Linked DNA regions of Homo sapiens: region 1 is linked to region 2. A link is a loop called in an ENCODE intact Hi-C map of the cell type or tissue named here. Cell type or tissue: mesothelial cell of epicardium. All regions are shown on one strand. Each heading gives the region's core, and the rest is flanking DNA. Links, peaks and the distances in the headings are about the cores only.

Region 1 (5,377 bases), core at 316-5,315, 400 kb before region 2:
CCACTGCTCCCTGGATGCAACTAAGGCCACGGACGGAAGTAACATTGCTAAATCCAGTGCGACCTCCCCGGCTTCCACTTCCTTGTCTTCTCTGCAGCATTGCGTGGGGCTGCCCTTTGCCCCCACTTCCCATTCTTGATCTTCCCCGCTCCCCTCTGCCCTCTCCCATCTCAACAGCCACTGCCTCTCAGCACCCTTGGCAGCCTCTTTCTCTGCCCACCCTTTGAATGTTCAGGGGCCTCAGACTTCCATCCCAGGGCCTCTTCTCACCCTTGGTGATCTCTCTGTGGTTGACTTTTCATCTCCAAGAGTTAGCTTAGAGTAAAAGAAGCAATCCCAGAAATTCGTCACTTAAGAAGAAATGTAGCGCTTCTATCTAAGAGGATGCTGATTACAATGAGAACAACCCTCATGGTAAGATGCTGCCCCAGCTATTTGCTTGTTAGACTACCCATGCATCCTCAAGCACCAGCTCAATTTTGGTCATTGTTACAATGTCCCTGAGCTGGGTTTAGTATCTGGTCTCTAGAATAATTCCAAAGAAGGAAAATCAGAGGCTGTATTCTGCTGTGCAGGCAACATATTATTCTATAATTTCTGGTATTTTGGACCACCTTCTAGTCTTGGGGAATCAGTTCTATAGTTTCCGTGGCACCCAAAATGTCCTCTAGATCTTTACTTGTCAGTCCGAGTATGCAACACAAATTGTCCTCCAATGGGTAGAAAGCAAGGAAAGCGTGGTGAGAGCAGCTATTTACTGGGCAAATCACTATACTGAGTGCCTGAGGCAGTTTATACGCTTTATTCATTCAATGAACACTAAGTGGACATTCATTCTCATCCCTGTTTGACCAGTGTAGAGTCCATGAGCACAGGGACTTTGCTTATTTTTTCAATCCCAGTACCTGGTACAGTGCCTGACACATGAGGAGCTGAAAATATAAATATTGAATAACAAGGTTCAGAGAAGTTAAGACATTGTTTCAGGCTGACATAGACAGTAAGTAACAGGACTGAGATTTGAGCACAAATCCGCCTGACTCTAGAACCCACGTTCTTTATAGGATGAAAATTATCTCTAGCAACAACTGTCCCCTGAATCTCCTGAACTTTGCACATTCACTTCTCTCTCTTCACAAACAGATGTCTTAAAGTTTATCAACATGTCCCAAATGAAATATCTGGCCCCCCTGCAGATCTCTGCCCCACCCATGTCAATTTCCCCTCTCAATAACAGCTTCCAGTTACTTCGTTCAGACTTAATCATCCTTTACTTCTTTTTCCTTTCACATTCTGCATTCAACCTGTTGGGAAATCCTGTGGTCTCTGCTTTCAAAGTCTCTCCAGAATCTGACCATTCCTCACCGTCTCCACTACTACCAAACCAGCCCAAGCCACAGCCACCACCCTCGCCTCGATGCTCACTGTGGTTTCCTGCTTTTCCTGCCCCCATCTCCGCCCACCCTTGTGATCTACAGTAGCTCATACAGTAGCCTGGGTGACCTTGTTAAGGGCTGAACACTTGAATCTCCCCCAAGTTCGTATGTTGAAGCCCCAGCCTCCAGTGTGATGGTATTTGGAGGTGGGGCCTGTGGGAGATTATTAGATTTGGATGAGGTCACACAGGCGGAGCTGCATGATGGGATTAGTGCCCTTATGGGAAGAGGAAGAAGACACCAGGCATTACTTTCTCTCTCTACCATGTGAAGACACAGTGGGCAGGTGGCCAGCCGTGTGCAAGCCAGAAAGAGGACCCTCACCAGACTTTTTCTTTTTTTTTATGTTGTTGTTTTTGAGATGGAGGCCTTTTTGATTTTTTTTTTCTGAGATGGAGTCTCGCTCTGTCACCAGGCTAGAGTGCAATGGCGTGATCTCGGCACACTGCAACTTCCACCTCCTGGGTTCAAGTGATTTTCCTGCCTCAGCCTCCCGAGTAGCTGGGAGTACAGGCACGTGCCACCACACCCAGCTAATTTTTGTATTTTTAGTAGAGATGGGGTTTCACTATATTGGCCAGGCTGGTCTCGAACTCCTGACCTAGTGATCCACCTGCCTCAGCCTCCCAAAGTGCTGGGGTTACAGGCGTGAGTCACAGCGCCCAGCCTCCTCACCGGACTTTCTTGGACTTTCTAGCCTCCAGAGCTGTGAGGAAATGTTTGCTGTGTAAGTTACCCAGTCTATGGCATTTTGTTATGTATGGCAGCCCGAGCAGGCTAAGACAGACCTGTGAAAACATCAGGCAGATCGTGCCGCTCCTCTGCTCAAAACCTCCAATGGCCCCGTTTCTTTCAGAGTCAAAGGCAAATCCTTTGCGGTGGCCCAGCAGGTTCTGTGTAACCATCTCTTGTGACCTCCTAGCCTCCCCAGCCATCGCTACTCTTCAGCCACTCTGATTCAGCCACACAGGCTTTCTCCTTGGTCCGCAAGTTTAACGGACCGCTCTCACCTCGGGCCTCTGCAGGCTTCCTTCTGCCTGGAAGTCTCTTCTTCAGAAAGACCCTGTGGTTTTCTCATGCCCTTCTACAGGTCTTTGCTCAAAGGACACTTTTCAGAGTCCTGGCCTGATTCCGTCATCTGAAACTGCCTCTCCCTCAGCCTTTCCCTGGGCTACCACTCTCGAGTCCCACACCTGTGCCAGTTTCCACCTGGCGTTCATTCTCACCTTCTAACACACTGTGTCATCTTTAGGTTTATTGCTTAGTACCTTTCTCCCTTGCTACAATTTAACATCCGGGAACGCACAGGTTTGCTCCCTGGTGAACCTGAACCCTCTCCACTTGACACGTGGTATTTGCTGAATGAATGACTATTCCAGAATGACTAGCCCTTGGATCCTAAATGCAAACGCTGAAGAGGCTCTATTTTAACCCTCTTCTTTCCTAGGTTAGGAGACGGAGACCCAGAGGGGTGACACGAGGGGCTGAGGTCCATACGCGGATGGCTAGTGACAAGGTAAATAGACAAAGAGGCGGCTCCTCTCTGCGTATCCAAGGCTTAACTTTGACTTAACTTTGACCCACAGATTATTACCTTAAACCTGCTGGAGTGACCAGTTCTCAGGACTGGAAGTTGTGGAAATGACTATCAAGGGTGGTTTTGTGAACGTGTAGCTCATCACCGAAATCCACACGGAGTTTCCCTACTTTTAATGTCGGGTCACCTTCACATGTGCAGGTGCTAAATGTATCCATCCTCACATTGGGCACTACCAGGAACAGAAACATCTAATTTATTGTCTGTGGAAAATACAAAAATTGTTTCATAAAAAAAGAGAAAAACCTACAATTTTGGATTTCTTATGGATTTCCAAGTCAAAAAACAGTGGCTTAGAAAGAAATCAGGGCCCAGAGCCGGTTTCAGGTTTCGGCCTCCGTCTTGCCGAGCGAGCCGCTGCTGCAGTGCGTGGCCGCCAGAGGGCACTGCTTCGCCAGGCTGGAGGCCGAGCCAGCTCGCCGGGAGGCGCTGGTGGGAGGCGCGGGAGCCCCCGGGAGGAGCGCGTCCACGCCGCGCGGTGCGGAGCCGAGCCGCAGCCCCGAAACCGAGTGCGGCGGCAGCAGGGCCGGCAGGACCGCCACGACTCACCAAGTGAGCAGCGAGACCTGGAGTCCTGTAACCAAAACACCTATTAAAACTCCCAGGAGAGCGATGATGGGTGACCGATGGAACTCCTGGCTGCTTTCATGACCGGAGCTGGGCGGCCGCCTCGGTGTCCTGCACCTGCTGGGGTGCAGCGTCCACGTGTCTGTGTGTGCGCAGGCGCCCTCTTGCCTACTGCGGGAGCAAGCTGGGGGAAGCCGGATTAGGTCACTCCAAGGCCCTAAACTTTAGATGTCAAGCAATGGTGAGGGAACACCAGCCGCATTTTTTGTCTGAACATTTATTTGCTCATGGCCCAGAATAGCCTAGCAGTATAAGAGCAGCTGCCATCACTCAGTCCTGATGTGTAGTGAACGTACACACTCCTGAGAGCAGTTACCCTTCACAGGATGCCTGTGCACCGAACACCGAGATCCCCACTTTATAGCTGAAGGAACTGCAGCCACGAAGGTCGCAGGGAGAAGAGATGAGATTTGACCTTGTGTTATTTTATTCTGATGCCCTTTGGCTTAACAACTACTGAATAACTCCCTGGTTCTCAGCAGAACCCGTGAGAGATGTATAATTCGAGATTTTTTGCACGGAATTGGCTTAATTGCGAGGTGTGACGAGGCAAGTCTGAAATCCATAGGGCAGGCTGATCATCAGGAAGGACAGGCTGGAACTCACAGACACCAGCTGATGCTGCTGTCCACCATGACATTTCTTCTTCATCAAGGACGCCTCAGCTTTGCTTCTAAGGCCTTCTGATGCATTGAATCAGGCCCATCTGGATTGTCTAGGACAGGGGTCCCCAGCCCCTGGGCCACAGACTGGTACCAGTCCATGGCCTGTTAGGATCTGATTGCCTGTGAGATCAGTGGCATTGGATTCTCACAGGATCGCAAACCCTACTGTGAACTACACATGCAAGGGATCTAGGCTTCAGGCTCCTTATGAGAATCTAATGCCTGATGATCTGTCCTTGCCTCCCATCACCCCCAGAAGGGACCATCTAGTTGCAGGAAGACAAGCTCAGGGCTCCCACTGATTCTACATTATGGTGAGTATGTAATAATAATAGAAAGAAAGATGCACAATAAATGAAACATGCTTGAATCATCCTGAAACCATCCCCTCGCACCCCACCCCATCTACGGAAAAATTTTCTTGCATGGAACTGGTGACCAGTGCCAAAACGGTTGGGGACTGCTGGTCTAGGATACTCTCCCTTACTTAAAGTCAACTGATTTGGGGTTTTAATTTCATCTACAAAATACCTTCATAGAAACACCTAAGTTTGTGTTTCATTGAATAACTGGGGAGAGTAGAACACCATTATACCTGGGAAGCTTTGCAAAGGAGGCTGCCCGGGGCCTACTGCAGACCAATTGAATCTGAACTTCAGGGAATGAAGTCTGGACATTCATGAGTTTTTGCAAGTTCCACAAGTTATTCTGATGCATAGTAAGGGTTAAAAACTATGAGTATCTTCAGTGAAGGAGTTCCTGGGGCCTTGAAATTTACATTGAGCCACCAGCACTTGGTCCACTGTGCTGGGATCACAGGAGAAAAGACAGCGCCCAGCCTGGAGGTGGTGTGCTCTGGAGTTGTGCTTGCTCTGTGACCCCAGGCAGGTCCTTTCACTGCTCAGCCTCATTGTCATTATTTGTGCACATAGCAGGTGCCGGGAAAAGACCTGCCTGCCCCACTGACCTTTCTGCGAAAGCCACCCCTCTGCTGTCTGATGGCAGAATCTCTGCTTTGTTTGGCCTCATTATTTCCAGTCCCAGGACATGAA
Region 2 (5,377 bases), core at 238-5,237:
ATTATTCCTTACTGTTTATTTCATGCCTTGTCAATTCATCTTCCTCTGTGAGTGGGAGCCCTGACCCAAATACCCACCTCCTTCCCCATTTGTCTCAGCTTCTCACAGCAAATGTTTCCATCTCTCCTGCCTTGGGACAGACCGGAGAGCAGAGCACAGCTGTCTCTTCTGCTTGTGTTTTGTGATGGATGGTGGGCGGAGGGGAGTCTAGTCCTGGGCAGAGGAGATGGAAGTGCCCACTGCAGGGGGTGTGAGGACAGAAGCCAGACCTCCCCACCATGCTGGCCCCCACTGGACCTTCAGGGACTCTTGTTACTGTGACGGGCTCCAGCAAAGGGCCCTTTAACAGCCAGCTTGGCTGGGCGCAGTGACTGACACCTGTAATCCCAGCACTTTGGGAGGCCGAGGCAGGCGGATCACTTGAGGTCAGGAGTTCGAGACCAGCCTGGCCAACACGGCGAAACCCCATCTCTACTAAAAATACAAAAATTAGATGGGCATGGTGATGGGCGCCTGTAATCCCAACTACTTGGGAGACTGTGGCAGGAGAATCGCTTGAACCCAGGAGGCAGATGTTGCAGTAAGCCGAGATCACGCCATTGCACTCCAGCCTGGGCAACAAGAGCGAAACTCCGTCTCAAAAATAAACAGCCAGCTCTACCCCTCTCCGCCTCAGCCACTCCTCACTCTGCCCCCAAAAGGTCCTGTTCTTTTCCATGATGGCCTTTCTCTCACTTCAAACTGTCTTCCTCCCTCACTGATCAAGGGTCAAAGCCCTGGGCCTCTGGCCTATGGTACTTTTCACCCTTTAATGTAGATAGTGGCACAAAGATAACCTCTGCTTCCAGGCCAGAGGCTAAAAAGGAGGTAGGCTTTTGGCAGAATGGTGGTTACCAGGGGTGGGGAAAGCAGGAAAAGGGATTTTTTTGTTGAATGGGCAGAGTTTCCATTTGTGAACGTGAAAACGTTTTGGAGACGGGTGATAATGATGACTTCACAACAATGTGAATGTTTTGATACCACTGAATTGTACACTTGAAAATGATGAAAAGGGCAAATATATACATTTTACTAGAATTTCTTAGAAGAACAGGATATACTTTCAAAAACTGATTCCAATCACAGTAATCTCTACTATAATTGGAGTACAAAACAGTCTTAATTCTCCGGGATAATTCTGGTCTTAAGTATTGATTTAATATGTGCAATAATTATTACCTCAGGAAGAATGCCTTTCAAATTTTGATGAAAATATACCTAAGATTTTTACCCTAGTGCTTTGTGTAGCTGTGGAAGAGGTGACTAATATTATCGATGGGTTGATTAATTGATTGAGGTAGCAGTGTGGGACCAATGCTGATGAAAATGCTCAGAATGAGGTGTTCGGAAATGCCTCTCAGAGTGAGAAACATGCAGTTATGCTTTCTAGAAAATTATTCCCTGCTGCAGAGCTTCATCTTCTCATCAAAAAAAATGAGTAAAAATTTAAAAAATACGACACAGTGGCAGAGTCCAAAGGAAGCCCAGAGGAGTGCTTACAGAGTCGGGGAATAGGATCTGTCAACAAATGTCGAAGAAATTGGTAATGCCTGCTATTTTAGGATGACTTAAAAGAGAGCTTCAAAGATGCAGGAGTAATTGTGGTGACTGAAGGACAAAAGGGTATGTTGTTGAACAAAAAACAAAATATGGCCTGACTCTTCTACTCTCTAGTGTATGCACTACTTAGAACCTGTGATCAGCCGTAGTCACCACAATTTTTTAGCGCTCCATAAAGATCAAATTAGAGCTTTAGATTATAAAATGAAGGGAAATAAGTCTTAAGATAAAAGCCAAAGGAATGTTTGAAAGAAACAACAAAAAGTTAAAAGAATTAAAATTGAAGTTGAAAAGGCTAAGCATTGTAAAAGCATAGGAGATGCAAATCCTTTGTGTCAAATGGTTCAAACAAAAGGAAATGTGCATAAAAGGAAAATGTTAAATATTGGCTGAGTATAAGAAAGACTTTTCAACTGATACAGTGGACTTCACAGGGAGGTTGTGGAATCTTCTCTCAAGGCTTTTAAAAATCACTGTATGGGATGGTAGGGTACAAACCATTCTCAGCCCCAAAATGAAATCATGAGTGAGCAAAAGGTTCAGGTGACCCAGGGACTTTATAAATAGTAGCCAGAAATTCTGACCAGAGTTTTAAATTACTTAGAGGAGAAACTGATGCTGAAAGAAGATGGAATGAGGGTAGGGAAATTGCTTCCCTACTCAGGCACTAGGACATGTGCTATGCTCTGGTCCCTGATGGTAGCATGGTGGTATTCTGGCCTCTTCTGTATAACGGACGTGTCACCCCAGATTTTCCCAATTTGGCGGAAGCTGTGTGTACAGAGGGTTGGCAGCCGGCAACCATTATTGCCTTCTGCAAAGGGGAAGATATATACAAGACACCTGTTTGTCATAGTTAGAAACTTCTAGAGAGAGCCTACTATATTATCTGATACTTGACAATACATTCTTAAGCCATCTAAAACTTCCATTTTGGAAAATTATTCTGGAAGTCTTGCATTGGATTGCAACGTGCAAACAAGAGCAAGTCATCCATGCTCATCAAGACTTCCCAGTCCTTACTTCTCTCGCCATTGATCAAAGATGGCAGTGGTGAGGCTGAGAGCCATCTCCTGATGGGATGCTGTGCATGGATTCACATGATTGGGCATTTCTGCTAACTAGCACTAGCAGTCATTCTTCACATGAACATAAAAGAACAGTTGAGGTTTTTAAAAGCATGAAGCAATTTTGAGGGTCTAATTAGGTGCATATTTGGTATGCAAGCCTTGTCTTCCTAGTCCCTAGCTTTATTACTTTAGTTGCTGTTTATCATAGATATGAAACCCAATTTAATTTTAAAAGGGGGATAAATCTGGGGTGTGTACAGTAGTTAGCTGGTGGTTGGCACAGCTAACTCCTGGGACTCCAGTTAGTTGTTCATCCAGTTACATGAATGTGTATTTCTGAGAACTAACAAGATTCGCATTGCAAGGCTAATCTCACCCATGAGCAGTGTGTGTTCCAATGTGGTAGTATTTAAGGGCTCCAGGGTGTCATTCATATGTCCTGGTGCCTGAAATTCCACTATCTCAGAGTTGTTCCTTTGGATTCTTCTCTCTGAAGATTCTTTTTAAAAATGCAGATAAACCAGGAACAACATTATATGAATTCATACACAGAAAAGGATGGGGGCTTGTTATTACTTTCCTCTGACAACAGAGCCCCATGATATGGGAAGAAACGTTAACAACTGAGAGGCACACACTCAGATGTTCATTTCTTCATTTGGTCATCATTTGTTGAGCACCTACTGTGTGCCACACACTGAGCTAGAGCGTGTCGTTCCTGGCTGCAGGAGGCCCACAGTCTGATGGGAGAGGCACACATTTCCACACAGTGCAAGAGAGAGGGCCCAGGGCACAGAGGAGGGAGGCATGGACCCTGGGTTGGGCATTAATTGCTGAGGGATGTGATGTGACTCCAGGCTGGGTTTTGAAAGGTGAATGGAGTCTGCCAGCTGGGGAGAGGCAGGAGCGGGGTCCTGTCAGTTTGTTTTCTCTTAGTTCTTTCTGACCCCTGACAGAATGTCCAGGCACATTCCTCAGAAGGTCACGAGGCCATAGGGCTAGAGAACCCTGCAGGCCCCTCAGGAGGTCACCAGAGCATGCCCTCTGCCCAGAGACTGGGGCACTCTCCCCGAACTCCTCAAGGCTACTGCTTTCAAGCAGTTCAAAGAGAAAAAGAAGGAATCATTAAGAGAAATCCAGCCAATCTCATCACTCTGCTTCGGGAAGACCTTGTTCTTGGGCCAAGATTTAGTGGATTCATCTAATCCTTTCATGGAAGGAATTAAAATGGAACACCTGGCTATTTGCTTTATTTTTATCTGAAGCCACTTGCCATCACTTGAGGATAATTATGTTGAATTTTGTTTCATTCTTGATATCCCACACAAAATTTCCTCAACTCCAGAAATCACTTTTCCATAATTAAGAGCATAGATTCTAGAGCCAGATTGCCTGGACCCATATCCTAGTTCAGCTACAAGTTATGAACCTTATTCCTGCCTCAGTTTCCCCAAGTGTAAATGAGGATAATTATTTTTTCTACTCCATTGACGTGTTATGGGGCTTCAGCAAGCTGGTTACATGAGGTATTTAGAACAAGGTGAATAGCGAGTGCTCAGTGAAGACTGGCTGTTATTCACTCCCTTACTGCAGAGCACCTGACCCGGAACTGTTTGAATTACAATATAGAGGAAGTGCCGTCTCACCCAGCAAGGCAGTCAGAACCTACCAATCAACTGAAACATTCACCGAGGGCCAATTGTGTCCCTGTGGGTTCTGTTCTAGCCATTGGAAATACTAAATCCAATACAGAGTGGCCCCCATCCTCAAGAAACCTACAGCCTGGTGAGAAAACTAGACACCATCTCTTCCTTAACATGCACAATGGTGTGGTTTGTACCGTGCTATACTATGAAATGTCCTCACAGCCCCTCAACAGGTACCTGGAACAGGTATCATCCTCCCCACTTCCTGCATGATAATAAAATGCTTATCAGGAAACACCGTTTGCTTATTACGTGTCATTGGCACCTTAGCATAGGAGGTCATCTTTCAATAAGTTAACCTAGAGGGAAGGGGAGATGTTGTCTAAGTAGGCCCTGTTTTCGTCCTGCAGTGATGGGTTGTAACGAACTCAATGTTTGTGTTAGGTTTGGAGGAGACCAGCCTGTCTACATCAACATCATTAGAGACCCCGTCAACCGGTTCTTATCCAACTATTTTTTCCGTCGCTTTGGAGACTGGAGAGGGGAACAAAATCACATGATCCGCACCCCCAGCATGAGGCAGGAGGAGCGCTACCTGGTAAGTCCTGTCGCATGCAAAAGGCGGTCTCCCCACTGCCTGAGGAGTGGGCCCTCCACCAGGGAAGGTTCACTCTTCCCTTCCCAGGCCTTCTCCTTGGCGCCTCCATGGAGCGTGGCGCAGAGAGGGTGCTTCCGCAGGAAGGAGGTCTTGGCGAGAGAAACTGGTTCCGGGTGACCCAGATCCTAATGAACATTTCCTCAAATTATTTTCTGATTTTGCTTTGCTCAGTTGTCTTTAGTGCTAGGTTTTGGGACCCAGAGCGTTAACAGTCTTTCCTAAGGAGTCCTGACTAGCACTGTAGTGCTTAAGAAGAACAAAGGTGTTGGGGGGGTGTCTGTTAGAGGGCGGCAGAGCCCCTTCTCATCCCTCAGCCCATTCAGTTCCCATGACCACTCTGGGAGGGGGAGGTGTTTTCAGATGAGGACCCTGAGATTCTAAAGGTTGTGGGATTTGCCACAGTC

The links. Peaks named below come from ENCODE experiments on the same cell type or tissue, not always from the same donor. Only the 100,000 strongest peaks of a DNase experiment are listed, where the experiment ranks them.
Region 1: a loop joins it to region 2, with 16 times the contacts of the local background. A loop is called at or near these places in 24 of 110 quality-filtered maps.

What each region holds. Positions count from the first base shown.
Region 1 is chr6:148,556,530-148,561,906 of GRCh38, forward strand. No RefSeq gene overlaps it. Among named protein-coding and RNA genes, the nearest start is that of UST, 190 kb to the right of the region's middle. RefSeq lists a silencer at 3,318-3,497. In mesothelial cell of epicardium, for the core only: CTCF peaks have their summits at 3,397 (motif pointing right) and 3,597; a DNase peak (open chromatin) is centred at 3,442.
Region 2 is chr6:148,959,651-148,965,027 of GRCh38, forward strand. It overlaps UST (uronyl 2-sulfotransferase), which reads left to right. Exons shown (of 8, transcript NM_005715.3): 5 at 4,760-4,913. UST-AS1 (UST antisense RNA 1) reads right to left here and starts at 5,034. Exons shown (of 3, transcript NR_038408.1): 1 at 4,911-5,034. RefSeq lists enhancers at 3,922-4,498, 4,499-5,075. In mesothelial cell of epicardium, for the core only: no CTCF peak of the experiment used is centred there; no DNase peak of the experiment used is centred there.